2 separate regions of the Homo sapiens genome follow, and region 2 is linked to region 1. A link is an interaction called in ENCODE POLR2A ChIA-PET data of the cell type or tissue named here. Cell type or tissue: OCI-LY7. All regions are shown on one strand. Each heading gives the region's core, and the rest is flanking DNA. Links, peaks and the distances in the headings are about the cores only.

Region 1 (16,739 bases), core at 6,163-10,162:
AAAGAAACTGAAGACTATTGCAGTAATGTGATATGCATTATATCTGGATCCTTGGAGTATATGAATTATCTTGTGTCAATTTCTGTGGCAGAGGAAAAATAAATTGTATAATAACAAAAAAAAAAAACCTTTCCCCCAAGAGACCAATGTTTGGACAGAAAAGTCAATATAGACCAGCAATCAAACCCTTCCTTCTCCCAGCTATGTAGTGACACTGATACTCTGTTGCACATTTCTGCAAGGCTGTTGGATTTGGTGGAATTTGAAACCTCCTGAATTTTGTGGACATGTAAGCATTCCAAAAATAGAGACAGATGTCACTCTTCTAGGTCCTTCTAGAGACGACCTATGTGGCATTTAAGGAGAAAATGAGTGTTTCATCTCCATCTGCTGCACGGAGTACCATTAGGGAGAGCTGGATCAAACGTCAGGGTTAGTGGTGATTCGGCCCATGAGCTGTGGAAGAAAAGAAAACCTCCACCATAGCATATGCTGACAAATTATGCAAATGCCTTATTTTCCTGTTTATTCATCCAACTTAAGACGCTGCACACACAACTCAGTAAACGGGATCATAACACCTGGTTGCTCAGGTCAAAAACTTATTCTTGAGTTCTCTTTCAACTCCTTCCCCATTATCAGCAGGTCCTTCCCTCTATCTACAAAACATCCAAATCTGTCCATTCCTCTCCATCTTCACTACTCTCACCCTAGCCAAAGCTACACTTCTCTCTCGTGGACTACTTGGCCTCTTAACTGGCGTCCCTGTTGTCATCTTTGCCTTTCCCCCATACAAGCTACACTATGGATCTTCACAGATTAAGTAAGATCATGGGATTCTGCAAACACCCTCCATTGCCTTCTCATTGCACTCAGAACAAAATCCAAGGCCCCCAAAGCCCTACACCTAGCCTCTGCCTACCTCTTGTCATACTACTCTCCTGCCACACAGGCCATTTTGCAATTCCTTGGACACGCTGATCTCTTTCTGCCCCCCTCCCCTAATGATCTTTGCATTGGCTGTTCCCTCTGTCTGGTCTTGCGCCAGGTCTTCAAAGTGCAGATCTTTACGATCGTGATGGTCTCAGCGGAAATGCATCCTTCCCTATCGCAGGTATCGCTCCGACTCCCATCACACTGACCTCCATTGAATTCAGGGATCTGCACCTGAAATTATCTTTATTTTACAGATAGGTTCTTAATGTGTTTCTGTCTCTTCCCACCAGAACGTGAGCTCCCCAAGAGCGGGCGCCTTGCCTCTGTCCACTCCAGCACCTCTGCACCTACAACGTCTGACGAAGAGGGGTTGTCGAAAGCTATTTGCTAAATGGGGCAATCCTGGGAGCTGACGGCCGCGGAACGGGCAATGAGAATACAAGGTGACAGGGACCGCGCGGGGCCCGGAGTCGCTCGGCGGGAGTCGGGGCCCGCCTCCTGCTGGAAGACGGGCAGCTCCCCACTCTCATTCCAGTTTTGCTTCTGAGGGGCTCAGGAGGGGCCGCAGCCTGTGCCCAGTCATCAACATCAACAATCTTATTAGTGGGCAGAAAGCCAAGAGGTGGCGTGGCCTGCCAGAAGAGACCGGGACCCGGGCAGGGACCGGAGCCGGGCCGGTCGGGTCCGGGTCCAGAACGTAGAGGCGGGCGGTGCGGGGAGGGGCCCAGGGCGGCCGGCCGAGCCGGGAGGACGGAGCTGGGGCGCGGCGGCTGGGGAGCCGGGACCGGCCTCGCCAACGCCGCGGCTTCGCTTCCGGGTGAGGGGCGGGCGGGCCGAGCAGTTCCGGGGCGGGCGGCGGTTCCGTCTGTGCGGGCCGCGCCGCGGCTGCTGGTCCCGGGCGCGCGGAGGGCGCGAGCGGCGCGCGGGGGCCGAGGGGGCGCGAGGCAGCGGCGCGGGGACTCCGGGCCCCGGCGGCGGCCCATGGGGCGGGAGGCGTGAGGCCGCTGCCTGTCCGGGGCTCGGGGGGTGGGGGGAGCGGGGCGGGGAGATGGATAAACTGACCATCATCTCAGGATGTCTCTTTCTGGCCGCCGATATCTTCGCCATCGCCAGCATCGCCAACCCGGACTGGATCAACACCGGGGAGTCTGCGGGTGAGCCGCTGGCGCGCCGGGCCGGGCGGGGGATTGGCTGAGGGCGACGCGAGAGAGGGGAGACCCGGACTGAGGAGAGGACGGGGTGGAGGGTCCCGGCCGGAGGCTAGCCTGAGGAGACCGGGGGCGGAGGGGAGACCCGGGCCGCGGAGGAAAGGGATGGAGGAGAGGAAGCCGCCGGGCGCCAGCGGGACCCCCGGGCTGAGGGGAGAGGCGCCCCAGGCCGGGTGAAAAGTGGCCGAGGAGACCTGGGCTGGGCTGGCAAGTCCCGGACCGGGGAGGAGGGGAGCAGCCCTCCGATGTGAGGGATCGCAGAGGAATGAGCTTCGTTCTGGATTAAAAAAAAAAAAAAAAAAGTCAAGGTGGGAGACGGGAGGAAACTGAGGCTCCTGCAAGGGAATTAGAAACCAGGCGGAGAGGCTAGGGCTGAGAGTGAGGCAGCCTGCGGGGCAGTGCGGGAGCCACTAGAGAGCTGGTGGGCGAGGGGAGGCCGAGAGGGATCAGGTCCGACCCCAGACCCTCCACCACCAGAGGAAGCTGCGGCCGGGGGCGAGCCCGGGCTGCGGGCGCTGACCCCACCAGGCAGGGTGAATGGTGGGTGCTGGGAGAGCTGGTGGGGTTGGTGGGAGTGGGGGGCGCCGGATTGGAGCCCCTCTGCACCGCCGCCCCCGCCCATCCCCTGCCCGCTTGGCAATGTTTGAGAAGCTTGTGGCTTCGGATTTTCCCTTTGAAGTGTGTATGTGGTTATAATTCTGCTTTATTTTAGGCCCGGGAGCTATAATACTACTAATAATAAACCTCATTTTATGGAGCGTCTTTCATTCCAGCGCATCACAAAAACGCTGGAGAGCTCTTAATAGTAGTTACAAAATTAAATAACACATTACAGTTGCAGGCAGCCCGGCAGCGGGAGCAGTGCTTGCTGTACCACCACGGAGCTGTGGGCGGGAGAGGCAAGGTGGTGCCCTCGGGAAAGAGGCGGGCATCTTTCTGAAGGGTACCCCAGGTGAATGCGCTTCCAAGATTTTTCTCAGCTTGGGCCACTTCTTTCCCTGTTACCTCTTCTCCCTCCCCTCTTCCCCCGCCTCTCTTTCTCCCTCTCTCCCAGACCTGTGAGACCAAACCTTAATTAATGTAAACAGCTGTCAGGAGAGCTGCTCCGATTTAAGGAATGGTCTTGTTTTTTAACTGCTTGTTCAGTGCAGGTGAAGGAACTTTTGGAGGGTTGGGAATGTCAAGCTCCCTCCATGGATAATTTCTTATAAAAATGCGGCCGGGCGCGGTGGCTCACGCCTGTAATCCCAGCACTTTGGGAGGCCGAGGCGGGCGGATCAGGAGGTCAGGATTTCGAAACTAGCCTGACCAACATGGCGAAACCCCGTCTCTACTAAAAATACAAAAAAAAAAAAAAAAAAAAAAAAAAAAAAAAAGAGAATTAGCCGGGCATGGTGGCGTGCACCTGTAATCCCAGCTACTCAGGAGGTGAGGCAGGAGAATCGCTTGAACCCGGGAGGCAGAGGTTGCAGTGAGCTGAGATTGCGCTACTGCACTCCAGCCTGGGCGACAGAGCGAGACTCTGTCTCAAAAAAAAGAAAAAGAAAAGCATCACTGTGCTGTCAAAACTTAATTTTTAAGTATTACTTATGGTTCTGTATTTATCCTGCAATATTTTTAGCTCTTAGAAAAAAAGTGGTAGCTGGGACATTTGTTGCTTCCTCCTCCCTCCCTTCTCTCCCCCAATCTAGACCTAGTAACACAAAATCATGCTGTCATATTCACTGGTTATTAAAATAACACTCTAAAAATTCTGCTACTTTTCTTGCCCATAGAGTTTTAGCAGAACTCTTAATTGTAAAAGATATGAAGAATCAGGATGGTTTCGAATTTGGTGGTACTATGGGCTTTGTTTATGAAAATATTGTTGCTGCCCGACAACTTAACACGGTTACATGTATGACATCCAGTTCGTGACCTGTTGATGTTTTTATCCTACTTACATGTGTATTGACTCCTTTTATGAGACTTTCAGGCTTCACGTACTTAGGGGAAAAGGGGTTTCGGTGCTGTAGCAGAAGGAATCTTTTTACAAAGAAGTTTTAGATAGAATCCCAATAGATAAAATAGACTAAATGACCATGCAAAAGATATAGTTGAAAGAGAAGAATTGTTACATATAAAAGAGAAGAAAGATAAGTGATAGCATAACGTTCCTAAGATGGAAAAGGGCATAGCCGGGCGTGGTGGCTCATGCCTGTAATCCCAGCACTTTGGGAGGCCAAGGCGGACGGATCACCTGAGGACAGGAGTTTGAGACCATCCTGGCCAACATGATGAAACCCTGTCTCTACTAAAAATACAAAGAAGTTAGCCGGGCGCGGTGGTGCATGCCTGTCATCCCAGCTACTCGGGAGGCTGAGGCAAGAGAATTGCTTGAACTTGGGAGGCGGAGGTTGCAGTGAGCCAAGATCACGCTACTGCACTCTGGCCTGGGCGACAGAATGGTACTCCGTCTTAAAAAGAAAACAGAAAAAAAAAAAAAAAGGGCAAGCTCCTCTTGTATTCAGAAGAAAGCAAGGATAGAATGAGTATAACTCTTTAAAATTTGGAGGCAAAATTGGCTGTGAGTTGCCATGGAGATAGGAGCAATGGATGTCCAAGGTCTGAGGAAATAGAAACTGTTCGAAATAATTGCAGAGAAAGCTTGCCAACGGTGATAAGTAGGTTTGTCTAGCAGCACTGATGCGTCGTGGAAGTTGATGGTCATGAACATACAGTGTGATAACCTATCTGCCCTCTTGACCTTTTCTAGTAGTGCTATGTCATTTTGGTACTAAGGTAGGTGAATTTTCCAAGTGTTCTTGGAAATAAGGAAACATCAAGAATAATGTAAAAGCCTCATATACAATAATGAATAATAAAGAATAATGTGAAGGCTTCATTCAAGGTTGGGGTTTGCCAGATACATTGCAACAAAATGACAGAGCAGCCAAGGTATTTAGGATAGTGGCCAAAGTATTGTAATGATGGCTTATGGAGTGTCAGCTGGATAAAGAGTGAAAATGAATAAAAACTAATGGATTGTTCAGTCGAATAGCAGATGGTACAATGGTACATGGCCAGTAGAATAGGGGACCCAATAAAATTGAAGACCAGTCAGAGTGGGAGTGATCAATCCAGCAAAGTGGAATGGCAGGGGATCGTAGGCACAAGGTCCAGAGTGTAACAGTGACAATGTGTGGCTGATGTGGGATCGAGGAAGTGATTGTTTTTTTTCTAAAAGTTTTCCTTGCCATCTCAGGATACCACTCCGTTAAATATTATGGCTAGAAAGAGGAATAAGAGATACTAGGAACATAGGAAATTTTTAAAATTCTTATCTAGCATGTATTTCTTACCTTACATATGTCAGGCAGTAAACCCCCCAAAACATAAAACGAATGGGACAGTATGTTCCTTGGTTTACCGTTGTGCTTGAGCTTGTATGCTGTACAGTCTCACCTGAGCAGGCAGATGTAGTCCTGAGTTAAAAAAAAAAAAAAAAAAAGTGCAGAGTTACACCTTCCAAATCAATGAAACATTTACAAGAAGTTCAAGTAAGATCTCAGTGGTGACAGGTCTAGCTTATTTCAAGAGCTGCACAAAAGCCACTTAACCTGGCAACAAAAAGTTAATGTGTTGGTTCCCTTTGGTGTATTATATTCAGTCTATTAAAGTTTTGATTGTGATGTTTTCATTGCAGTTTTTATACCGGATAAAATGTATTTTAGAAGTAGAACTTTTGGAGCTGAAATAGTCTGCAGAATGTAGCTTGAAAACCACGGCAGTGAACTACTAAGGGAAAGTTTCAGAATTCAAGTCTAGACTTCATCACTTCGTAGCTCTGTAGCTTTAGGGCAGGTTCTTTAGCCTCTCTTTGTCTCCGTTTCCTCCTGTGTAAAGTAGGGATAATAAAAGTATCCATCTCACTGGGATATTTTGATAATTAACTGAGTTAACCCATGTCAAACATTTAGAACAGTACCTGACACACAGTAAATGCTCAATAAAAATTACATATTGTTATATTGCTGTTCTAGTTTATAAGAACAGGTGTCAGAATCCAGTTTTGAAATGAAAGCCCAGAACTGTGAGAAATGATGTTTTTCTCTATTAGATGTTCTAGGAAATAAGGAAACATCAAGAATAATACAGCCATGCTTAGAACAAGTTAAATATATGTCCCTCTTGGCTTTGGACTTTCTCTGTCACTTCCGTGCTGTTCTTCCTCTTCCAGTCTCTCCATACTCTAATCTCTGTTCTCAGCTTCTACTTGAACTACCATAGAAGGAATAGAAAAAAAAAAAAAAAAAAGAGTAACTTCCTGAAGTCCCTATTGATAAACTGTTACTATAAGATTATGGACCATACTTTGGACAGCAGAGTTTTTCATGTTTTTATTGTCTTGGTCTAGATACAGAGAAAGTACATCCCTTTTATTTTCACCTGTGTGATTAACATTTCATCTACTTCTTGTAATGGCTTGTGGATTATGCACAAACTTTTGAAGATCTGAAACATATTGTATGTATGGGGGAAGGCACTCTAATGAAGACTGTTTGTGTTAGTGTAACCAGAAATATTAAATGTAGATGAATACAGTGGCAAAATTACATAATTCTGCTATGCTAAGGTCAAATTTCTGCTGGTTACTGGAACTCAACACCAATAGGAATATCTTTGATTTTATATAATGCTTCATAGTTTTTGAAGCACTTTGACATCCATTACTTGATCTGATTCCTTAGGATGTTTATATTTGGCCAATGTAAAATAGTCATTTTCACATTTTCCCCCACATGGTAGTGCTTTGCATGTGAGATTTGAGTTTCAGTGCTGCAAAGATTCCATTGAAGAAAATTCTTCACTGAAGTATTACCTATATGTTATTTATGCACACCTTTTACTTATCTTAAATGAAATTAAAATTCTTCAGTGGCTGGAGGTTTTCCCAGATTACAGAAGAGGGAAAGAAGGAGACTTGGGGGTCTTTGCTTTGTACAAGCTTCTTAATTTCACTGTCACTCTCTTCTCACCCCTGAAGAGACTTTTTGTCAGGGGGAAAAATTAGTGTTAGTTAATTTTAACAAGATAAACAGTTAAGTAAAGCTGCGTCTCTGATAAATATAAATGGTCTGCAGATCCCTTTAGTGAGGAAGGCATTATCCCCTCACAGCAAGGATTTCAGTGACCGTAATCCTAATCATCCTAGATAGATTTGCCTTATGTTCTTTATGAAGATTTCCAGATGTTCCCCAAAAGTCTCTTTCAAGTAGCTGAAAGAACTTCTCCCTTATGTCTCGTCAAAATTTCCCTAAAGTGGTTATCATATTCATGTTATAGTTTGTCATAACGAAGTTAAGGTTAGTGTATTCATTTCTGAAGATATTTTCATTCTTGTTGTTTTTAAAATTGTCTAGATGGGATGTTACTGTTTGGGGGGGGGGAATCTCAAAAACTGACATGTTTTTCCCTGCTTGTATTCTGAACTAGTTGAGGGGCAAAAAAGAAATAAGGTATTTAGGGGCTAAAATATTATTTTATTACTAAGAAAGAGGATATTGGAGAATGTCACTTACATTTGGGGGCACGTGACGTCCTACTCCTGGACCTTAAAATTGAGCAGACTTAACAATCCAGTCCCAGACAGAACTGGGGGAACTGCCCCTATAACACTTCCAGCATGACAGAGGAGAGATGAGTGCTTCCAAAGACAAAATGTTGGATCACATATGCCCATTTTCTCCTAAACTACCAGTCAGATGAAGTCAGTCCTTGTGACCTGACAAGGATTGAGTGAGGAGACACAAATGAGCTAAAAGTATTATGCCAACAGGATTCTGTCCTCTCCCCCGGTCTCCATTGCTCATGGATAATAAAATCGGGAATAAGGAGAAAGCCTTATGTGTTTAAAACCCACTATATGTCTAGCATTTTGTGAGGAAGAGTTTTCATTTTCTTCAGGTCTAAAGATTGGCAGGTGTTCAGGGAAGTGAAAGCCTTGGTGAGGGGTATCATTTCCTATTCTGCTACCTCCTACCTACTTCATAGGAAAATCTGGTAAACCTCAGATAAGGGACTGTGGTGCTTGACATCTATCTCATAAGGGTTCAAGATCTACAGGTAGATCCCAGCCTATGCACTGGGGATCCTCAGTTTAAAACACTAAAATTACAAGTTGCTCAAGCAGACCTGTTTATTAAGTAATAGAAAATGATTAAATCATTAGTCCTTTCCCTGGAACTGTAACAACTTCAAAGGTCACAAAGGTACTTTGACATGAAAGAACTCTGTAACATCAGTTGTTAAACAAACCTATCTCAAACTTTATTTTATTAATCACTTTGGACATGATTTATAGAGGACAGGATTTGGTTACCTAAAAGGGCAAACATTTTGAGATTGTGTTGTCCTTGAATTTAAAAAGCATTAATAATATTTCTTCATTGGCCTTTTGAGCCTATTTCCAGTAAATTTTTTTTAAAGAGCTTTATTGAGATGTAATTCACATAATACTAAAATTCATCCATTTAAAGTATACAAATAAAGTATTTAAAGTATACAAATCAGTGGCTTTTAGTATCTTCATAAAGTTGTGTGCTACCATCACCATAGTCCATTTCAGAACATTTTCATTACTCCAAGACCAGGCTAAGAGGTGCCTCTTAGCCTCCTAGGCAACCCCTAATATGCTTTCTGTCTGTTGATTTGCCTATTCTGGACATTTCCAATCATAGAATCTATGTGATCCTTTGTGACAGGCTTCTTAAACTTAGCATAATGTTCTCAAAGTTCATACATGTTATGACTTTTTTTTTTCTTTAAGAGACAGGCTCTTGCTGTGTTTCCCAGGCTCAAACTCCTGGGATCAAGCAATCCTCCAGCCTCAGCCTCCCAAGTAGCTGGGACTATAGATGCACGCTGCCACACCTAGCTATGTATTTCTTTTTTATTGCCAAGTATTCCATTATATGGATAGACCACATTTATTTAGCCATTCATCAGTTGGTGGACATTTGGACCACTCAGTTTTTTACTTCCAAGCATAAAAGTCTATGAAGATAAAGTGATTAAAGATGTTTTTTAAATGTGATTTTTTAAAAAGTGACATTATCAGTATAATCTATTTCAGCATATCAAGTAATAATTATCAATAAAAATTCAAAAACCGGTCTTTTTACAGTACTCACAGGACATGCTTAAAGCTTGAGATCATTTATGATACTGTGAATTCCCAGAGTGGACTAGATTTTCCAATAGGAAATTAGATCTCCTGAACAAAGCATTAATATTTCCTTTACAACCTTAGTTCCAAACATCATCTCTTTTATCATTACCAACAGAGATGGAGCCACTTCAGAATTAAGACTATAAATAAGCCTAAATGTTTTTGGAGAAGGGGAATTTAGGATGAAGAACATGAACAGCAGGCATGAGTAAATGGAAATCACTAAAAGAAGGAAATTCAGAAGAAAAAAAATTAGAGTAAAGACTGCTGATGCATTTGTTAGATTGGCCATACTTATTGAGTCCTTCCTTATTTGGCTGCCAGAACCCCTTTCAAATTTTGCATAGTAATAGTTACATATATCAGTTCTCCACTGTTCTGCTTAGTGTGACCAAAAACATCATTGTTTAATCCCTTTCCTGGTAAATACTGAGTTTGTATTGGAGTTGCAGTATAGTAAAATGGTTCTGTAGGATTTGGAGTCAGGCATATCTCTATTTGATTCTTGGATTCCTTTTTTATTAGCTTTATGATTTGGGGCATGTAATTTGATTTTTCAGCTATAAAATGGAGACAATACATTTACCTCAAAGGATAGTTGTGAGGAGATAAAATGTGGCATATAAGAGATTAGCACATTGTCCGATACTTAGTAAATGCTCAAATGTTAGTCATTTATTACATAAAAGCTCAAAACATCTGGATTTTTAGTGTTTCCCTTTTGTACTGTCTGTCTTATTTATTTACTTATACCTGCCTTGTTCCAGAAAGAGATTTAAGGCAACATAATGTGTCTGTATTTGAATGTTCGTGAACCCAGCTGGGTCCAATCTGGGAAGAGAGACTGCATAGTCAGTTGTTGTGGTAATACACACTTATGGGACACATGTAACTACCAAAACCAAGGAGTACTTGGGTTTTTATGTTTCTGGAACAGATTGAAGAGGTTTTCTAAGTGAAAGACAGCCTAGCATAGTGGAAATGGCACACGGGCTTTGGGGCAAACCAACATGTAGCCAAGTCCCTGTCCTACTATTTACGAGCCGTGTAATTGATCTTAGACAAGTTGCAGTTGAGGGTTTTTATTAATGAAAATTATATCATTCAGACCTGATTAATACCTCTTTCAGCACTTCCAATAGTTATGCAGGTTTAGACTCCAACTTTGTTCTCCTGTGGGTTAAAGAATATTAACCACAGTGTATTGTTAAGATCATTTAGTTCAGAGGTTAGTTTTAAAGGAATTTAAGAGCTGGTAGTACAGTTGGAGTATCAAGTCAATTTTTCTCACCTCAAAGTGTGAAAATAAGTTTGAAATATATGAGATAGTTGGTTCTTTATAGAAACCTGGCAAGCGATATAGCTGAAGATTTAGTTTATGGAATAAATTTTTTTCTAGTTACTAGCTTCTGTAATGCAACTGTGAGTTCATTTTTTCCATAACCCATTTCAATGCATACTTAGGTGGTGGGCCATATTGCATAATCTTATAGGGGAAATTTAGACATGTAATGAAGTGTTCCTGTTTATGAAATTGTCACCATTGAATTATAAATAAGAACTTGTTCGTGCAACCTGAATGCATAATTATTTACATAGTGACCGTGTTTGATATGCTTCTCTAAGAGACCCAGGAAATTAGGTTGTACGGTGACAGCAGTGACAAGTATATAGGTATAAATTTCATATTTACAGCTTTACCTTTGTGATGGTTTATATAACATGACATTCATGTCTTTTTGGTTGTCAGAATGTTGTATTTTCAAGTTCTGAAGCTACACCTTTTTTTCCAAGTACTTTCTAGAATTCCCCGCCCAACTAAGCAGCTAGCAGCTTTATAATTAGAAAACCTGATCCGATTGATAACAACAGATTGAAAGTAGCAGTTATTTCATCCTTTATCAACTACAAACTGATGAAAAAGTAATGTTGGGAAAGCTGTTGTAGAAATCCTAAAGAGGCTTAGATAAGAGCCATGAGGAAACCTGAAGATCTTTGAATATCAGGATACCTAAAAATAGGTACCTGGATTAAAACCATTTTTCAATAATATACCCTTACTGTGTATTTCACCTAAATTTACTGTGTTTGTAAACTTTACTGTGCATTCTCTTGTTAACTGCAAATTACACGGAGGAGAATTCTTGCCAAATATGCAATGAGCAAGTAGAATGTGACGTTCCTTTGGGGTTTATTGCTTTAGAGTTGACAAAAAAAAAGAGCATTTGGGTTTGGGTGTTGCTATCAATGGTACTTACATGTATTTGTGAATATGTACCAACTAACATGTATAGTTTGCTTAAGGGAAGTTTCAGTGTGTGACTCCAGTTCACTTTTGAAGCAAACTGACAAATCTTTGAATCACTGCTTTTTTTTTTAATTAGCAAAAGGCTGCACTTTGTGTGTCTCATTATACTAGCTTTGCTATAAATAAAATATCACATTTGGCATTTTGACACTTGCCGTTGTATATATTGAGCAAAAAGGCAGCTGTTGACTTTTAATATAGATCTGTTCAACTAGGGACCATATTCTACTATAGTTAGAGATTAAACAGGAGTAGAAAAAAATGCAGTTGGGTGGGTCAAGTAAGAAAAAGGAAGAACAAAATTTCATTATTGCAATATATTCACAGTAAGTTGTTTACCTGGAACATGGTTGGGTCCAATTTCAGCCATAATAATAGAAGTTCTTTTCAAAAATAGGCCATGTTCAGATCAGTTCTGCTGACCAGGCCACTGACCTCCAAAGACAAAAATCTTTAAGGCCACTTAGACTGTCAAAGAGATATGACCATTTGATTTATAAGGTACCATCATTTTGATAAAAGAAATCTTTAATTTACTATGAATATTTTAAAAATCTTCCCATAGATATTCCCTATGCGATTGGACTTCATTCCAGACCATCTTGCAACAAATGCTATTGACGTATTTGTGGTCTGTAAGGAATCTGTACTGAAATAATCAGAGAGATTATGTTTAAGCAAATGAAAAAAGTCCTTGAGGTACCCTATACCCTGGGAAGATAAAATTGTATCTTGCATGTCTTACATCTTGTGAGTATGTACCAACATATGCATAGGATCAGGCAATCAGAGAGGAGGTGGAATTTGAGCTTAACAGATGATACATTTAATAATGAGTAATAAGGAAGACTTGGGTGGTTCTTGTTCTTGAAAAGGGAATGGCATGAGTAAAGGTAGAGAGGAGGCAGTGAAATTTCTATTCCAGTCCATTTCTCTGTATTGCAACTTACTTTATCTTTCTAAAGAACAAATAGAATAATAAATACTTGTATAGCATTTACTTTGTGACAGATTCTTTTCTAGACACTTTACATGTGTTAATTGATCCCCACAATGCCCCTGTGTAAGTGCTGTTATTTAGACAGCCTCATGAAAATACAGAGAAGTCACTTGCCTAATGTCACACAGTGGATCCTGGCTCTTAACTATTGCATGTGCTTGTACCAGAAACCTTCAGTGACTTCATCTTCCACAGGACAAAAGACACTCAAGGATTTTCACAATCTGGCTCCAACTTATAATACTTTCTGGCCTTAGATCCTGCTTTTTTCCCCGCATGAATGTACATTCTAGCCCCTCTGTATTACTTTCTGTTTCCTGTGTGTAATCTGTATTCTCATCTGTAATTCTTTGGTCCTCTCACTCTCTCCAGTCCCTGTTTTATCAGTATCCTACCCATCTTCCGAGCATATCAGTTGCTATCTTCATAAAACCTTTTTTGATCCCTTACCTAAAGTGATTTTCCAACCCCTTGGTAACACTTTGCACATTTTTTATGGTAGCATATCTGTGTCATGGTTATTTGTGTGGTACTTGCCCTATTTTCTAGTATAATTTTTTTGTAGTATAGATTTTTTTAAAGTTCTTTGAGAGCAGGGAATATGATTTGTTGATCTTTGTATCTTAGGCAGCATTCAGTCTAAGCTTGCACAGGGCAGGAAAGAGGAAATGTTATGGTTAACACTAAGATTTTGAACCTGGGCTAGGGAATAAAATTGGGAATTTAGAGAGTGAGGTGATTGTAAAAAGTGAGGAGTTGATTTAGACATGTTCTGTTTGAGGTGATAGTAGGATATGCAAGAAGAAAGGGACTAGAGCTCAGAAGACAGGAATATTTGGCACTCCCAGTCTTATCTCATTTTCACAAGTATGATACTTAAATTGCTACATATCAAATTAGCTGCATATCCATAGAATTCAGGCTTCTTTTTTTTAAAAAATGTATCAGTTGGGGCCAGGTGCGGTGGCTCACGCCTGTAATCTCAGCACTTTGGGAGGCCGAGGCGGGCAGATCAGCTGAGGTCGGGAGTTCAAGACCAGCCTGACCAACATAGAGAAACCCCATCTCTACTAAAAATACAAAATTAGCCAGGCGTGGTGGCACATGCCTGTAATCCCAGCTACTCAGGAGGCTGAGGCAGGAGAATCGCTTGAACCCAGGAGGCGGAGGTTGCAGTGAGCCAAGATCGTGTCATTGCACTCCAGCCTGGGCAACAAGAGCGAAAACTCCATCTCCAAAAAAAAAAAAAGTATCAGTTGGTTTTTATTTAGAAAATGAAGTCCAGCTACTATATAATCATTCCTGACTTTAATTTTTTTTTTTTTTTTTTTTGAGATGGAGTTTTGCTCTTGTTGCCCAGGCTGGAGTGCAATGGCTTGATCTCGGATCACTGCAACCTCCGCCTCCCGGGTTCAAGTGATTCTCCTGCCTCAGCCTCTCAAGTAGCTGGGATTACAGGCATGCGCCACCACGCCCAGCTAATTTTTGTATTTTTAGTAGAGACAGGGTTTCTTCATGTTGGTCAGGCTGGTCTTGAACTCCCGACCTCGGGTGATCCACCCGCATCGGCCTCCCAAAGTGCTGGGATTACAGGCGTGAGCCACCGCGCCCAGCCCTGACTTTAATATTATAAGATGAAACTTAATTTGTAGGTTGTTTTGTTGATTCTCTGGGTCAATACGGAAGTTAGATTTCTAGGCTAGCCCACAAGTCCATGTTGTAGTTGAAATACTTACTTCTGCAACAACAAAATAGTAGAAAGCAATACAGTTGCTTTACTATTTGCATTTTCAAAAGATAAAAAGGAACAAGAAAGTGCAGCTTATTTTTCTTATTCTTGATCGGTTTGACTTCAAAGCTTACAGCATTCCTCCTATGTGATATAGTTGTTCACTGAGATTCTTCTTATATATGTCAACAGTGTTTTGGGTTTTCTGGCCCTATCAGAGGAATTACGGAGATTGTATGTGTAAGAGGTTTCCTGAAGTGGAATAACCTGTGGTAGAGTTAACTCAGTAGAGCTGAGGAAGATACGTATGAGTGAATGCAAGTGCATATGATATGTGTAGTTTGCTGTGGTGGGGGTGGGTAGGGGATGGTGAGGAACTTGTAATGGGTAAATAATCTCTCCCATGAGGAAGCAAGATGAAATGGAAGAGGTTGGATCCAATGTTCCTCATCTGAGCCCACGGGAAGGGCCATTGGTCTGGTCTAGAATGGTTACTGCTCGTTGAGGGGACCTCTATGGTTGGATAGAGTAAGGAGAAAAACAGTATTTTGTATGCCAGTTTAAGTATGATAAGGTGCAGATTAAGTCTTTTATGTTGAAATCTGGGTTCTGATTCTGGCTTTCCCATGGTTGTTTTGTTTGTGCTTGAAAATTTACCTAAATTTTGTTATTCTGTATTTTCCCCCAACTGAAAAATAGTTCCTGTCCCCCTTCATCTTCATGAATATCCTCTTACTTGAAAATAAAAGTGAGTGTATATGATATGTTAAATTCTTAGGAAAGTATTTTATTCAGAAAGTTAAAAGAGTATGGGGGCTGGGCTCACACCTGTAATCCCAACACTCTGGGAGGCCGAGATGGGCAGATCGCTTGAGCTCAAGGAGTTCGAGACCAGCCTGGGCAACATGATGAAACCCTGTGTCTACAAAAAATACAAAAATTAACCCGGCGTGATGGCGTGTTCCTGTAGTCCCAGCTACTCAGGAGGCGTAGGTGGGAGGATCTCATGAGCCTGGGAGGTGGAGGTGGCAGTGAGCCGAGACTGGACCACTGCACTCCAGCCTGGGTGACAGAGTGAGACCCTGTCTCAAAAAAAAAATATATATATATAGGGGAGAAGTCAGAACTCAGTTCAAATTCTGGTTCTGTTGTTTACCAGCTGAGGGGCTTTGAGCATGTTTCTTGGCCTCGGAGCTATAGCTTTTTCATGTATAAATGGGGATAATACTTCTTACCTTGAAGGGTGGTTGTAAGAATTAAAGTTAATATATCTGAAACATCTACCACAGTACAGGCACACATGGTAACTGCTGTTATTGTGGTTAAGCAACTAAATGGATTAATCTCTTATCACATTTGATACATGGAACATAAACATTGCAGTTGATTGTTTGCCCACTATACAGTTACTGAAGGCAATCTGATGTTTTTAAAGTAGGATATATCATTGTTTTATCCTTGGCTGCCCGTATCACTTTTTTTTTTTTTCCATTAAAAAAAGTAGTCTCGCTATGTTGCCCAGGCTGGTTTCAAACTCCTCCTGAACTCAAGCAGTTCTCCCGCCCTGACCTCCCAAAGTGCTGGGATTACAGGCATGAGCCACTGCCCAGGCCCTGCCGGTATCACTTTCACGATGTACATTCTAACCATGCCCCTGATACCTGGATTGCTATCTTCTTCCAGCTCAGTGCACTAAGAGTATCAGACAGCCTATCCAAATGTTTATATGCAGGTGCTGTGCTGCATATCAAAGGTAATGTGTATTTGGGGATTTTTCAAGTGTGATGACAGATTGTACTAAGCCACTAGCATCCTTCAACCTTCCTACACTAGCCAACATTTGCTAACTGGGTTATGGATGTAATCTGTAGTCCTAGGGTAGATTTCCCTGACTGGCTAGGTATGTAAACCATAACCCTAACCTCATTAGTTGAGGTTAGTCACTATCATGGACTGAATGCACCCCTCCTTCCAAATTCACATGTTGAAATCCTGACCCCCGATATGGTAGTATTAGGCAGAGGGGATTTGGGGAGGTGATTAAAAAGAGGTCTAGCCCACTTTGTGCTATATGAAGATACAGTGAGAATTTACCAGTTTGCAACCTAGAAGACCCTCACCAGAACCGGACCTTGCTGGCACCCTGATCTCAGATTTCCAGCCTCCAAAAATGTAAGAAATGAATTTTAATTGCTTTTAAGCCACCTGGTCCTTTGTTACAGCAGCCCAAATGGACTAAGACAGTAACCAAGTGTCAGTCAAGGGTTGTAAATGTAAAGGATGATTGATAATCACAGGTAGCCTACAAGATAATTTATGGTATAATCTTATTCATCTTCTTATGATGA
Region 2 (16,739 bases), core at 6,766-10,765, 340 kb after region 1:
AAGAGCGAAATGGCTTATATTGAAAGTAAGACACAGATCCATCTGTTCATTTTCATAGGTAGCTTTATTTGGTTTTTAGAAAAATATATACAATAATCGGAACATCAGTTCTTAAATAGTTTTAAGTTAAAAGAATGCAAGTGAGAGGATGTTTCCACAGTCAGATCAATACTGCTTAATAAAGTAGATAGGAATTTCTGCAACAAGTCAAAACATTTACAGGAATGGTAAGAACTCTGCAAGAGCAGCTTGTGGCTGGCAAGTCAGCCAGCTCAGAAAACAGGTAGGAAGGGAAGGGGTTTGATCTTTCCCCTTTAGTTTGAATTTGAGAAAGTGATAAAAGATTTACATATTCACCTATCCTAAAGGCTAGAGCTTTGAGTAAAAACATTAGAATACAGGGATGGAGGCCCTCTAGGGCATATGCTAACAAGCTAACTTATATCAAACAAAAATTTGCCATCTCAATTTGGTATTCAGTTGGATTTGGATATATTAGGATTACCTGTCAGTCACAGTTCAACTAGTTCAGATATAACAAAACTCAAGGACTTGGAGTATTGGTTAATGACATTTCTTTTGGATTAGACCCCTGCTTTCTCTCGAACATTCTTCGTAATGAATTCACAGTATTCAAACTGTTTGCAAAGATATTTGAGTTTGACAGCCTTCTGACTTTCATCGTTTTGAGAAGTTGCGCAAGGAAGCAATAGGAATTGCCTTAGCTTTGTTCTAACTCGACCCTTTTCCCCCATACTGTAGTAACTCCAGGCCTACTTCTCCAGAAGTATAGCTCTTCCCTCCACTGGTCCTTTTCAGGAACTGAAGTCTAATCAGCGCGCCAGCCAGAGGCCAGTTTGTCATGGGATTTCCTGGGGAGCTTAAATGGAAGTGGATCAGAGAACTGATACCACTAGCCACCTCCTTTCCTCGTTGTATGCATTTGCTAAATAAGCAAAGCAATGAGGCAAACGTCATGAGTAACATTAGGCTTCAGAGTCTACAAACACTTGTCTGAATGGGAGAGAGAGGCGATAGGCAATAGGCAAATTAGTAGTAGAGCTAGAGGTTCAATTAAGAATGAGAGGAGAGTGATCGGTATTTTGTTCTCTGTTCATCTATTTCCTGCTTAGTTTTCTTGATGCAACTAAAGATCTCCTTAAACAACGCTTTGTATTCTGGAGGTGTTGTAGGGGAACTCACGGGCTCTGGGTTGACAGAGGCCAGTTCCCAGCCGCTGGCAACAGGCTCAGACTGGGCGTTCACTCCAGTCAGGTCCTTGGCTGCAGCCCTGGAGGTCTGCACAGCCTTGTGTGACAGGGAGTCCTGTTCCTCTTGGCACTTCTTCAGCAACTCTTCATACTTCACCTTCAGGGCGCTGTACTGCGTGTCCACTTCGTGCAGAAGGGAGATGCCCCTCTGTTTCACAGCCTTGGCCCTCCTGATGCAGGTCTCCTCGTGGCCCTTCACGATGTCACTCCCTGCCAAGCTGCTGAGGATCGTCTCACTGCTGCTGCGCTTGAGAGGCTTTCTATGTGATTCCGGCACAGTCAGGAACATCTCTTCCAGCAGGCTCTGGCTGGGCTCTTTGAAAGGAACATACAGAGAGTCTGGCACCAGCTTCTCAACTCCATTCACAAATGGATGCTCTGACTGCAACATCTGTCGCATCTCTGCCACCTCGGCCTCTAGTTCCAGCGCCCGTGCTCGGTAGGCACCTGTGGCCCCCAGCTGCTGCTCCAGTTCACTGTTCTCCTTTAACACGAGCCCATATTCCTCCTCCATAGTCACCCGCTTCTGCCGCTCCAGGCTCAGCTGGGCCTGCAACATTGTCACTGTTTTTTTCAAGTGCTCATTTTCCTCTTCATCAGGGCTTGGCTGACCTTGCAAGGAAGTGATCTTCTCAGCGAACACATGATCATACACGAAGTGTCTAGGGAAAAAAATATTGAAAGAATATATTACACAGGTCCACTGAAAATGACGAGAGGAAGACTGGTGATTTTTTTTCAACTAAATAAATTTGAGGAGCTGTGACAGTGACTAATTTTTTTTTCTTTTTTTTTGAGACGGAGTCTCACTTTGTCGCCAGGCTGGAGTGCAGTGAAGCGATCTCAGCTCATTGCAACCTCAGCCTCCCAGGTTCAAGCGATTCTCCTGCCTCAGCCTCCCGAGTAACTGGGATTTTAGACATGCGCCACCACGCCCAGCTAATTTTGTATTTTTAGTAGAGACGGGGTTTCTCCATGTTGGTCAGGCTGGTCTCGAACTCCCAACCTCAGGTGATCCTCCTGCCTTAGCCTCCCAAAGTGCTGGGATTACAGACGTAAGCCACCACACCCGGCCAACAGTGATTGGTTTTTAGCCACACTTGGAGCAGTGGCTAAAATGGAATTGTGTGAGGCTGGTAAATAAACACATGAAAGCAAACTCAATTTTTGTGACAAATCTTTTTTTAATGTTAAAAGTACTAGAGAACATCTATTCTAGCAGTATGACAATGACCTCACAAGGGAAACCTTAAAAAGTACTGGTGCCTGGGTCCCAACCCACAGATTCCAACCTAGTTGGTCTGCTACCTGGCCTGAGGGTTTCTAAAGGCTCTCCAAATGATTCATAATATGTAACTACGATTGAATCACTACAGCAAATTACTGTTGCTGTGGTGATTTTTAACCAGGAATGTTCATCAGAATTGCCTGGGCAGCTTTTTACCCGCACCTAGAAATTCTGATTTAGGCCTGAGGAAATGTGTTGGTATTTGCATTTTGAAAAACCCCACAGGTGATCTGATGTACAGCCAAGGTTGAGACCCACCAAATGAACCACCTGGTTTCTCCTGCTCAGTCTGAAGCACCTTGACTATTTATTTGTGTTTTTATTTGCTTATCTGCCGTTCCGTTAGACTGAAAGCTCACAGGGGTAGAAACTATTTTGCTCGCCAACCCTTGGGTCTAGCATACAGCTTGCCACACAAGTGTTCCATAAATACTTCTTAAAGATTCAGACTTATAACTCTAAATTATAAAGGTACTTCTTTAAGCAAAAAATCTCCTGTTCGCTTGAATTTTTGTTTTACCAGTATTTCTGTTTTTCTTCACTCTAATGTAAAACACAACTCCCAAATCTAGTCTATCAGAATTCATCTTAAACTATGATTTAATACATTAAAAACACTGAAATAAGTGTTCCAAGACTTTCAAAATGAGAACTACTAATATCTAAGAACTCTGTAATTTATATGTTTAAGTGATTTTGTTCAAACCAATGGTAGCTTAATAGCTAAGTGACTTTTCTTAAAATGGTACTTTCAATCTACTGGAAATCAGAATGTGCCAATGACATGAGACAGTCCCTGCTGTAACTCCACAGAAAGGCAGGCTCTTACTGGCGGAGGTCATACAGCTCCTTCAGACATGCAAAGCTGGGTGCCGGTTTCTCCTGGTCACACTTTCCCGGGCTCCTTCTCCCTTGGCCAGATGACTTCAGCTCCTCCACTTGGCTCTGGAGGTGATCAATGTTGGTTTGCAGGCATTCAATCGTTTCAGTCAGGCTGTGAGGAACAGACAGAAGCCACTGCTGCTTGTCATATTGAATCAAGGGCAAAAGCGGTGAGGAGAGATTAGGTGCAAACCACTCACACTGGGCTTTCTTAATTGGAAAGGATGTCTATTTAATCTCCATTCTCCAAAAAGAATTAAATTAAACCTTATCCCATATTGACCCAAACCCACTGCAGCCATGTTCTATTCTAGTTTATACTAAAGAACTTCCCCCTAGTCCTTCCTTGTCAGATTCTAGAAAATTTACCTCAGAATCTTTTGCTGTGAGGCCTTGCTGTCAGCAACTAGCTTTTGATTTGTTTCTTCCAGTTCCCTTGCTGTGACGTCTAATTGTTCATAAACCTTTGCATGTTGTTCGTTCATCTGCCGTAGAAGTTCCACTTGCTTCGTCAGATACTGTAAGAGAAGATCAGGACCAGGTGACACAAACAGATAAGATACCTGCTGTTTCTTGGCTGGCTGCGGTGGCTCACGCCTGTAATCCCAGCACTTTGGGAGGCCAAGACGTGTGGATCACCTGAGGTTAGGAATTCGAGACCAGCCTGACCAACATGCTGAAACCCCGTCTCCACTAAAAATACAAAAATTAGCCAGGTGTGGTGGCACACGCCTGTAATCCCAGCTACTTGGGAGGCTGAGGCAGGAAAATTGCTTGAACCTGGAAGACAGAGGTTGCAATGAGCCGAGATGGCGCCATTGCACTCCAGCCTGGGCAACAAGAATGAAACTCCATCTCAAAAAAAAAAAAAAGATACCTGCTGTTCTGCTGTTCCAACACCAATTCTCCGATTGTCAGCACCAACTCTTGTTGGGGTGGGGCTGACATAGAGTCTCCATCTCTGGGCTCACTGGCCTCCCAGCACTGCCCAGAAGCTCCTTTAGACCCATTTCAGTTTTCTCCAGGTCTTCTCTCACATCAGCATGATTGATTCAATTATTGGCCATTGGTGACTGAACTCAAGCTCCAACCCTTCCCTCTATCCAGAGGTTGTGGGGCTGGGACTGATAGATCTAACCCTCTAATCATGTGGTTGCCTTCTCTGGTGACCAGACCTCAACCTATCAGGAAATTCCAAGGGTTTTAGGAGTTCTATGCCAGAAACCAGGGACAAAGACCAAATATATAATTTTTATTATACCACAATACCATATGTTTATTTTAAGAAAAGAAGAAATTAAACTCCCTGTCTTCATAAGAAATGAGCACAGGCTGTCCTTTATATGCTTAGCTCCTCTAATGCTCACCAATACCCCAGTGCATTGTGAGGCTAATTTTCCAAAGCATATACCATGCATAAAATTAATATTCAACTAAAAAATCTAAAGTGAGACATAACAATCCCTTAAGACAAAAAACATGGAACATGTGATCAAAGTTTAAGCAAAAACATCATGTTTAACAGAAATAAAGCCTAACGTGGAGGATTTTTAAAAAAAATTATACTCTAAGTTCTAGGGTACATGTGCACAATGTGCAGGTTTGATACATAGGTATACATGTGACATGTTGGTTTGCTGCACCCATCAACTCATCATTTACATTAGGTATTTCTCCTAATGCTATCCCCACCCCGACAGGCCCCAGTGTGTGATGTTCCCCACCCTGTGCCCAAATGATCTCGTTGTTCAATTCCCACCTATGAGTGAGAACATGCAGTGTTTGGTTTTCTGTCCTTGTGATAGTTTGCTGAGAATGATGGTTTCCGGCTTCATCCATGTCCCTGCAAAGGACATGAACTCATCCTTTTTTATGGCTGCATAGTATTCCATGGTGTACATGTGCCACATTTTCTTAATCCAGTCTATCAACTGATGGACATTTGGGTTGGTTCCAAGTCTTTGCTATTGTGAATAGTGCCGCAATAAACATACGTGTGCATGCGTCTTTATAGCAGCATGATTTATGATACTTTGGGTACATACCCAGTAATGGGACTGCTGGGTCAAATGGTAATTCTAGTTCTAGATCCTTGAGGAATTGACACCCTGTCTTCCACAATGGTTGAACTAATTTACACTCCCACCAACAGTGTAAAACGTTCCTATTTCTATGTGGAGGATCTTAATTTGGAAAAAAAAATCAATCTCTTTCTCTGAATGAGGCATTCTGGACCAAAAAAAATGAAAAGTATGTTGCTTTGACGAGAAATATATTTTAGCTTAATATGCTTCAAAGACTCCTGTTATTTTTAATTTTATGAGAGTTTTATCACCATTATCCTCCTTATTCACGAGAAATTTATCAGATGATTTATTCTGGTCCTGCTAAGACTGCTTCCTAAATGGCCAAGGATAAAGGGGAATAATCCCAACCTTAATGCCGCAGTGTAAGTCACCTTGATTCCCTCCCTGCTCAGCTCTACCTGAAGACACTAAAACACAGTATATATTCCAAAGGAAAAAGTCACAGTATTTCCCTGGACAGAACCAGAAAGAGGGGAGAAATGGTTTGAAGCTTACTGATGATCAAACTGTAAAAGACTCAGAACTTGACTTTAAAAACACTCTTCTTGGCCAGGCATGGTGGCTCACACCTGTAATCCCAACACTTTGGGAGGCCAAAACAGGCAGATTGCTTAAGGCAGGCCAGGAGTTCAAGACCAGCCTGGCCAACATGACAAAAACCCACCTCTAATAAAAATACAAAAATTAGTCCGGCGTGGTGGCACGCGCCTGTAATCCCACGTACTCAGGAGGCTGAGGCATGAGAATCTTTTGAACGTGGGAGGTGAACGTTGCAGTGAACCGAGATCGTGCCACTGCACTACAGCCTGGGTGACAGAGACTGTCTCAAACACAACACAACACACTCTTCTTGAGGCTTTTTCTACAACTCTAGAAGGATTTGCAAGGCTAACAAACAATGGGCTAAATGACACTCAACGGGCCCTTAAAGTGTTGAAAAAAGCATATATGGCTTTTTTTTTTTCAAATCCATTTACATAACTCAGCAGCAAAGAGTTGAACAAACACTTAACCTAACTTCAACTTTCTCATCTGAAACTCTTGAAGTCAAAAGTGTTTTGGAAAATTCTTTAAATTTTAGAAAGACAACATGGCGCTCATACCTGACACACAGCTGACACCTTATAATACCTGTGAGGTCTGGGCAGCACCCTGTAATCAAGCATTAATATTTCTGCATCAAAAAGTATGAACTAAGACTATAAACAGCCTCACATCAGTTCAGGTAAAGATCTACTACCAAATGAATCTGTTGCAAATTTAAGGGGAAAAAAAAAATCTTGCTTTATAGAGCTTTTTGAGTTCGGAATTAGTAAGTGGATCTGTTAGTACCTACCATGTAGAACTGGCAGAATTAAATGAGAAAGGTGAGCACATGGCACGGTCTATAAAAGCCTGTGTGTAGTCTTCACTGCCTCAACTCCCACCAGCTTCTTCTGGTCCTTTGGAAATCAACCACTAATTCTCATGCGTGAAGCTTTCTCAGAACTAAAGGAGTAGGCCCTTAATCCTGCCCTCGGGCTAGTAATTCCATAGTAGGTTCTTGTCATTGATGGGAACATGTTCAATCTCTTAGGAATTGATGAGATTCCACAGGAGCGGAAAAAAGGCTTAGAATCACAAGAATATATATATAATAGCTGCAGAAATGTTTCAAGCTTCTTTATATCAAGTATAAATTATCAAGTATTCTTTAGGACTCAGAACTACCTTTAAAAAGGCTAATGCATAAGCCAGACATTAATTTATTAATATACAACAGGAACTGTTCCTGCCCAGTGACAAGAATATTCACATCCTCTATTAGGACACAGCTGCCCCACAAAGGGCATGTGAAAGGCCGATTCATGAATGAGAGTCTCTGGTAGACATGGGATCAGAGGAGTCTGATGGGAGGCAGTGGTATAGTAGCTAAGAGCACAGGCTTTGGAGTCAGAACCTGGTTTGAGGTCTTGCTTTGCTGTTTAGAACTGGGTAACCTACAGCAAGCACATTTTTCTAATGTGAGTTCTCCTCATCAACTACTTCATAAGGCTGTAAAGATAAATATGTGTGTGGGAGAGACTGGACTATGTCACCCCAAAGCATGCGTCTTTGGCATAAAAAGGTTCCTGCCTCCTCCCTCTCTACCAGGGAGAACAAAGGTTAACCACTAACAACTTTAGACCTTTATGGGCCAGAAGACAGCACCAGAGGAATCCACACTAACAAGCTTTGCTAACGGGCCTTTATCACCACTTACTTGCCTTCCCACAAGTTCTGCCCCTAGACAAAGTTCTTCCCCTTTGTCTTGTCACTTCTCTAAAAAATTACCATTCTTTGTTGAAGATACTACATAAGCTGGAATTCAAAGCCACCTCTGAGAATGACTCATCCCCTGGGTATCTCCCACACATATAAATGAAATAGATATGTTAGTAAGCTTGTTTTTCTCTTGTTAATCTGTCTTTTGTTGCAGGGGTCCTTTCCAACTAAGCACTCATGAAGGTTGAGGAAAAAAATATTTTTCCTCCCTGACATATACAAATATATAATTTACAAAAACGTTAATATATGTAGAGAGCTCAGCATGAGATCTGGCAGATGGTAAATTGCTCAATAAGGAGAAGCTACTGTCATCTTTATTTAAAGCTACAGTTTTCAAACTTTACATGTGCTAAGATTCACCTGGAAGAAGATTTATTAAAGTGTAAGAACCTGGGTCCCTTCCCCTCAAACGGCTGAGACTGGAGTAGAGCCAGGATTCTGCATTTTTAGCAACAAACCCAGGTGATATTAGTACAGGCAGTCCAGAGATCACACTTAGAGAAATGTTGATCTTGGACATGGAAAATCCTGGACGTCCCCTGCCCTGACCAATGTCCTTTTCTCTTGGGTCTAGGAGACACAGGCATTCACTGGATCAATGATGACTCTTCAGCTTAATGCTCACCGTCTCCCTGCATAGGGCTCAGCTTAGATGCAGTTATCCACTAAGATTAGGTTATATTTTAACTGTACCACAGCAGCATTCATCATCATAACGCTTCACTTTGGTATGTTCTTAACAATCATTAATTCCCTGAAATTACAAACTAGTTACCTTAACCTTGCTTGAGTGATCCTTCCTAACTTCTCAGTCCAAACAAATACTGAATTTCTACAGATGGCTAATCTTATCCACTGCATTTTAAAACTTTCTATTGTGGACCAGGTGTGGTGGCTCATGCCTGTAATCCCAGCACTTTGGGAGGCCAAGGCGGGTGGATCACTTGAGGACAGGAGTTCGAGACCAGCCTGGCCAACATGGTGAAACTCCATCTCTACTTAAAAAAAAAAAAAAAAAATTAGTTAGGCATGGTGGCACACGCCTGTAGTCCCAGCTACTTGGGAGGCTGAGGCATGAGAATCACTTGAACCCAGGAGGCAAAGGTTGCAGTGAGATAAGATCACACCATTGCACTCCAGCCTGGGCGACAGAGTGAGACTATGTCTAAAAATAAATAAATAAATAAAACTTTCTATTGTGGATAATCTCAAACATATATACATGCAGAGAAATGGTTTAATGAACTCCCACGTACCCATCAACCAGTTTCAACAATTATCAACATACAGCCAATCTTATTTCATCTCTACTCTCCTACTTTCCTCGTCCTCCAATCATTTTAAAGCTAATCCAAGGCATCTCAAGTATACATCTTCATACATTTCTAGGACGTTTTATTTTAACCACAATTCCTAAGGGAAAAAAACTCAATAATTCCTTAACATCTATTACGTTTCAGCATTAATATTTTCCCAATTGTCTCAAGTGGTTTTTCCAGCTTCATTTGTTAGCTATTGATTTTTTTAAAATTTCACACTTAGGGGAGATATCTTTGCCTTTTTTGGAGTTGCCCCACTGCAAGGCAAGTGCCTCCCTCCTCTAATGCCTTTACGATCCCCTATCCGGGGGGATGCAGTTCTCCTGGCTGCTCCACCTAAGCCAGCAGTTCTTAGCCTGGGGTCCATGGATAGACTTTAGAGGGTCTGTGAACATGGATGAATTTAAAGGGTCTGAACAGCTACATCTTCATTTTTGTTAACTTCTAAATGAAATTTGACATTTCTTTCAAGTACTAATAGATCTGTTAAAATTTATAGGAGACCACTGGTTTGGACTGAGTCCCTGCCCTAGGCCCAACAAACCAAACCAAAATGGAGTCACTTGTGCTAAAGTTCCATGTCAGCAAGCCAAAGCAAAGTTGTTCATCTGACTTCTGAGAAATTAGAAGAGATAATAGCCAAGCCCCCAAACATGCCAGTTTTAGCCAGCATAAGGGACTTCCCTCTGCTTTAACCTTTACAAATAAATTAACTTTGAAACCACCCATTTTTTGTTTTCTGTTTCTGCTTTCCTCAGCCCCTGTCTATAAAACCAACTTCCTCTGCTCAGCTCATTGAAACCCTCATTCTCTAAGAATGAGGTGTTGCCCAACTTTAGAATCTCAAATAAAAGCTAATTAAGATCTTTATACTATGTTTGTCGTAATTTTTTCTTTTGACAGAGGCAATAAACCACTAGTAGTATTAGGTTTATCTGTGACTTCATCATCAACAGAAATCACAGGTATTTTCATATTGCACTATAGTTGCAGAAATCTTGATTTACTGCCTACATTCATCACTATTTGAAATCATGGTAGTTTCTAGATCTTGTTATTAAATATGTTAATACGTATCTATATTACATCACAAATTTACTTTTTTCAATATTTGACAGGTATTTCATTCTAACAGGTTTCCTTTGTAATTCAATGAATTTTAAGAGGATTATCCTAGATCTCATTAGATAATCAAAGGGATCCATGGCACCAAAGAAAGATTATAAATTCCAGTTATCCTTCTGGCCTCATTTCAAACATAACCTCTTCAGAAGCCTTTTAAGACCACTTTGGCCAGGTGCTGTGGCTCATGGCTGTAATCCCAGCACTCTGGGAGGCCGAGGTGGGCAGATCACTTGAGGTCAGGAGTTCGAGACCAGCCTGGCCAACATGGCAAAACCCCGTCTCTACTAAAAATACAAAAATTTGCTGGGTGTGGTGGCTCATGCCTATAATCCCAGCACTTTGGGAGGCCGAGGCAGGTGGATCACCTGAGGTCAGGAGTTTGAGACCAGCCTGGCCAACATGGTGAAACCCCATCTCTACTAAAAATACAAAAATTCGCCGGGCATGATGGCAGGTGCCTGTAATCCCAGCTACTCAGGAGGCTGAGGCAGGAGAATCACTTGAACCCAGGAGGTGGAGGTTGCAGTGGGCCGAGATCACGCCACTGCACTCCAGCCTGGGGGACAAGAGCAAGACTTTGTCTAAAAAATAAAATAAAATAAATAAAAATACAAAAATTATCCAGGCAAGGTAGTGTATGCCTGTAATCCCAGCTACTCTACTGGGGAGGCTGAAGCAGGAGAATTGTTTGAACCTGCGAGGCAGAAGTTGCAGTGAGCCAAGATCATGCCACTGCACTCCAACCTCAGCAACAGAACAAGACTCCATCTCAAAAAAAAAAAAGAAAAAAAAAAAAAAAAAAGAAGACCACCTTAAAGCAGGTCTAAAGCGGCAGCATTCCCAAGGTACCCTAAATTGATTTCTCTCAAAACAATACAATAATATTCAATTTTTTGTTGTTGTTGAGATGGAGTCTCACTCTGTTGCCCAGGCTGGAGGCACGATCTCAGCTCACTGCAATCTTGGTCTCCCAGGTTCAAGTGATTCTGCTGCCTCAGCCTCCTGAGTAGCTGGGATTACAGGCTTGCACCACCACACCAGGCTAATTTTTGTATTTTTATTAGAGACTGGGTTTCACCATGTTGGCCGGGCTGGTCTTGAACTCCTGACCTCAGGAGATCCACCTGACTCGGCCTGCCAAAGTGAAGGGATTACAGGCATGAGCCACCGTGCCAGGCCAGTACTGTAGTCTTCTAAGAATGGAAGGCTCTTGTGTATCTAGTCCATTCCTGACACACAGTAGGGGACAAAAAAATACTGGCGAACTGGCAGTTTCTAGACTTTTCTTCACAACAGCTTATTGTGCTTGGCATGACTCAGACTGTGAGATGTCAAGGGGGATTTAACTGAAAGGTTTTGAGAAGGGCTTTGGCTTTAGCCCTCTTGGGAAAACAGCCTATTAACCATGAATTCTCTCCCCGCTTTTCCATTTATAGATTATTTCTCTGTATTTATTCCCATGGCAGCAATTGCCCCGGTAATCTGAGGGGGAGACTTTTACAGTTCCTACCAGATACCAGATGGGTCTCAAGTTGTTGTTCTCTTACAGATAGGATGTTCAAGTTAGAGTTGTGGCCAACATACAGGAAACAAGTCAATATGCAAATAAGTACAAACAGGCCATTTAAGAAACTATAGAAAGTTCCTTGTTTGATATATAAAAACCTGTGATACCTGTGATAACAACATAATGAAACCATTTAAGAACTTGTGATATTTTGGTTTTAGATGACTTGGCTTTAACAACAATCTAAAGAATGTCAAGGAGCTTGTTTTCACATGGTAGGAGCTTAATCTTATTATATAAAACCAAAATTAATCAGAAAAGCCCTTCACTTCTCCAAGATTCAGTTATAGGGGACCTACAGAAGAGTCTGACAAAACCAGTCAGCAACTTAAAGAAAAATGATGAGCTCTCTAAGTACGTACTGATGTAAGGCCAGACATCTAGGTCTATGGAGTCAGTGCTTCATTTTTTTTCTGAATCTAGAAGGAAATGGGTTAGCTTATTTCCTACCTCTCATCTCAAGGTACAGACATGCTGCTGACATGCTGGTTTTCTCTTTGATACACAGCCTCCAATGAATCTGACTGCCATAGTAAACAGGAAAGGGAGACATTTAAAGCAAAACAGTGGGGGAAGGGGGTCATGGGGTAGCAGAAATGTGGGCAAAAATGTCAACTTATAGCAAAATGCCTTGGGTTTATCTCACTGTCTAGGAATTTGCACAGACTGTCACCTCAACTATGAGTACAAGGTTCCAGTTATGCACAAAAGCTACAAACAGGCCACCTTTACAATTAAGGTAAATCTTTAAAAAACAAAGGCCAGCAGAATTACATAAATACCTATTTGCAATTGTGGAATCCTAACCTGGAACGCAGGGAAAGATAGAAACAAACGACCCCAAGTAAAAATGCATAGAAATGGAGTGGAAATCTGGCTTGTAAGCAGTGTTGGGATTATCCTGAAATTAAGGATTACAGCCTAAATCCTCTGAATTTACTATCAAAATGAACTTCCACAATAATAAAGAAATATTTCCTATTACTTTTGAAAAATCTCTTTCCCCTGATGAAATATATTTCCCCTGTAGAAATTTGGTGGCGGGAGGCATGAACATGAAAATAGAAACCACCTATAATCCCATTATTAAAATTGTGGGATTAGATTGTTTTTAAAGTCTATTTCCAGTAATTCTGGAAGATTTATTTTTTCAGAATTTAAGTTCTTTCATGACTATAGTTAACAATATCTTATTGTATACTTCAAAATAGCTAGAAAAGATACGCAATATTCCCAACACAAAGAAATGATAAATGTTGGAGGTCATGGTTATCTCAGTTTAGATTTCATCATTACACATTGTATGCTTGTATCAAAACGTCACAGGCGCCCCAGATATATGTAAAGCTGTTATATATCCATACAAATTTTTAAAGACTTTTTTCACTACTAAAATTCTTTTTTTTTTTGAGACGGAGTCTCGCTTTTTTGCTCAGGCTGGACTGCAGTGGCGCAATCTTGGCTCACTGCAACCTCCACCTCCCGGGTTCAAGCAATTCTCTGCCTCAGCCTCCTGAGTAGCTGGGATTACAGGCGCCCGCCACCACGCCCAGCTAATTTTTCTATTTTTAGCAGAGATGGGGTTTCGCCATCTTGGCCAGGCTTATCTTGAACTCCTGACCTCGTGATCTACCTGCCTCAGCCTCCCAAAGTGCTGGGATTACAGGAGTGAGCCACCGCCACCGGCTCACTACTAAAATTCTTAAAACATTGGTAAACTATGCAACGATTTATACCGTTCAAAATATATATGCTTCCATAATCTCATCCCCTCAGAAAAATCCTATACCAAAGTAACAATTTATACTGTTCAAAATATATATGCCTCCATAATCTCATCCCCTCAGAAAACTCCTACACCAAAGCAGTGTAAGCATTATCACCATTCCATAACGGAGCAAAGAGAATCTGAGGGGTAATTCATATGTCTAAATTCTCTAGCTATTTGCAATTAAAATTGAGGGTTTAAACCTGAATCTCCTAAAACAGAGGCCAGAGCCCCTTCTGCCTGCCTTAAAAATCTCCAGAGGTGGAAACCCAAAGTTTAGGAGTTATTAGAAGAGCTTTGTAAGCTGTTTCTCCTCTGTTAAAATACTGATTTCAACAAAGTATTGATTACCTAGTATGTGTGAAAGACCATGAATAAACACAACAGTGCTCACTGTTGCAATGGGAAATAAGGGGAAAGGAAAATAAAGCAAATCAATTAAGTATCATATGCAGTAGAATATTGATACATGCAGTAAAAGCAGCACAAAATATTTTTCCATTTCCAAAGAGGGCATGAACTCTTGAAAGAAGGGATGCCTTGAAGGCCAGACTACTTTGAGTGCTAGGCACAACTCCTGTAGGGGATAATGCAGGTGTCTAAGCAGGGAAGTAACCAAAACACAAGGCTGTAGGCTGCTTACACGGTTGTAGCAAAGTGTAAATGAATCCAATGGTGTCTGATCTCATTACTCTCCCAAGTAAGAGTTCTCTCCTCCCCTCCTTCCACCCAGAACAGAAAAAACTTGCTCTGGATTCTTAAAAAATTATCTAAGTTTTTCAAATTAGCACTGAAAAAAAGTAAGACAGGCTACAGGCTTCTCTGAAGCCAGTTTAACCATTATTTTGAATAGTTTAATCTTTTTTCGTTTTCACATAAAAGGAAATTTTTGTTTTTTTCGTTTTTACATTAAAAATGATGCCTACCAAAAATACTGATCAATTTTTAGGAGGATTGTTTGAAACCCTCCAAGAGTCTTTGAAAGAATATTTGTGGTTCTACTTACAAAATACCCTTTGGCAGTGTCCAAGTTGTCTATTTCCATAATAAGTCAGAATCTTAGGGATCTTGTCCTAGTATTTTCACCAGTTCTCTGCACTATTTTTCATTCGCTCAGATGAGTTTGTTCCCAGACCATTCTTCTGGACTGTCTCATTTTAAATTTCACTGGTGGTGGGATAGGAGCTGACTTTTTGTTCTTCAACTATATATTTTTCTGAATTAAAAAAATGATCTTTTTTTTTTTTTTTTTTTTTTTTTTTTGAGACGGAGTTTCACTCTTTCGCCCAGACTGGAGTGAAGTGGCAGGATCTCGGCTCACTGTGACCTCCGCCCTGCAGGTTCAAGGGATTCTCCTGCCTCAGCCTCCCGAGTAGCTGGGATTACAGGGATGCACCACCATGCCCAGCTACTTTTTGTATTTTTAGTAGAGACAGGGTTTCGCCATGTTGGCCAGGCTGGTCTCGAACTCCTGACCTCAGTGATCCATCCGCCTCAGCCTCCCAAAGTGCTAGGATTACAGGCGTGAGCCACTGCGCCAAGCTGTGTATTACTTTGTAATCTAATTCCCAATAAACATTCTAAACAGTTACTTTAAAACTTGTACAAGTGATTCCATTCACGTAAAGGTCAAAAACAAGCTAAACTTAGGATGCTAGCTCACCGGGTGGTGACCAGATGAGCTGATAATGCTCTCAACTCCTTATCTAGGAATAGGTTGCATGGGCATGTTTACTTTATGAAAATTCATCAAACTATACACTTAGGATTTATGCCCTTTTCTGTAATGTAGATTTCAATAAAAAGTTTAAGGGAAGGAGAAACACGTTGAAAAGGCTCAAATTAAGGAGAGGGCCCTTATAAAGTTTAGGGGGCCTCCTGAAGGTTGCAATAAGAGGAACATATGCAAGGGTCATTGTTTAGCAAGGAAGTAGGCTCTTTAGCTGCCTGGTTACTTTTACAAGAGCACATGGCATTCTTTTAGGCTATTAGAGAGACCTCAGAAATCTACATCGTGATCTCTACATCTGCCCAGGCACAGTTGTGATGGAGCAGGCAGCAAGGACAGTCTGTGGGAATCCCCTGGCTGGTAAGTGGGCTTAGCCATTACTGCCATCTCATCTCCCCTACTGAGACTGGAAACTTACTTTCATGAAGCAACTTATAAAAGGAAAGAAAAAAGAAAGTCAACTGTAATGGTGGTGAAGAAACCTAAGAGAGTAATTATTCTTAGCCAAAAACAGCTTTGGATAAAGAGTAAAATACTGCATTGTGCAATGCTCAGATCTAGGAACCAGTGGACTACATATTACAGGAACAAGAGACTCATGAATATGTTTCCCGAAATATTCCAAGCTAAATCTCCTGAATAGTTTTATACATGAATTTTATACTTTTTTTTTTTTTTTTTTTTTTGAGATGGAGTCTCGCTCTGTCACCCAGGCTGGAGTGCAGTGGCACGATCTCGGCTCACTGCAAGCTCCGCCTCCCGGGTTCACGCCAATCTCCTGCCTCAGCCTCCCAAGTAGCTGGGACTACAGGCGCCCGCCACCACGCCCGGCTAATTTTTTGTGTTTTTACTAGAGACGGGGTTTCACCACGTTAGCCAGGATGGTCTCGATTTCCTGACCTCGTGATCCACCCGCCTTGGCCTACCAAAGTGCTAGGATTACAGGCGTGAGCCACCGCACCCGGCTGAATTTTATACCTATTTAATCATGAAGGTCTGAACTGGATTATTTCATTTCCATGACGCTTTGCAATATCTTATGGATAATATTAGATAATAAAGTGTTATTTGTAGATTTAGAGAATCTCAGATATCTTTGGATACTTTCAGAATACCAATGATCTAGCTTAAATGTTTAATCATCCTCGATACCACAGAAAACAAAGCAGTTGTTTGTAATCTCCTATGCTAATCAATAGGCATCATTCTCCCAACTTACAAATATTTACACTTCTTTCAGCTACACTTGAAAGATATGCTAAAATAAGTACCAGTTATAGTGTTTTATAAATGCTCTAACAGGAAACATCAATACAATTTATTAACTATTAGCAATAATCAGGCCTCGGATAAACCTCATAGACTACGATAATACAATTAAGACTATGTCTCTACA

What was found. Peaks named below come from ENCODE experiments on the same cell type or tissue, not always from the same donor. Only the 100,000 strongest peaks of a DNase experiment are listed, where the experiment ranks them.
Region 2: POLR2A ChIA-PET joins it to region 1 with 7 read pairs; 3 of 35 experiments call an interaction of 5 or more read pairs at or near these places.

The regions. Positions count from the first base shown.
Region 1 is chr16:22,006,318-22,023,056 of GRCh38, forward strand. It overlaps MOSMO (modulator of smoothened), which reads left to right and starts at 1,794. Exons shown (of 3, transcript NM_001164579.2): 1 at 1,794-2,090. The coding sequence starts at 1,985. RefSeq lists a silencer at 1,586-1,825. In OCI-LY7, for the core only: no CTCF peak of the experiment used is centred there; a DNase peak (open chromatin) is centred at 8,154.
Region 2 is chr16:22,345,891-22,362,629 of GRCh38, forward strand. It overlaps CDR2 (cerebellar degeneration related protein 2), which reads right to left. Exons shown (of 5, transcript NM_001802.2): 3 at 3,811-3,959; 4 at 3,389-3,553; 5 at 46-1,933. The coding sequence ends at 1,075. Among named protein-coding and RNA genes, the nearest start is that of CDR2, 20 kb to the right of the region's middle. RefSeq lists enhancers at 987-1,487, 11,381-11,460 and a silencer at 12,331-12,400. In OCI-LY7, for the core only: no CTCF peak of the experiment used is centred there; no DNase peak of the experiment used is centred there.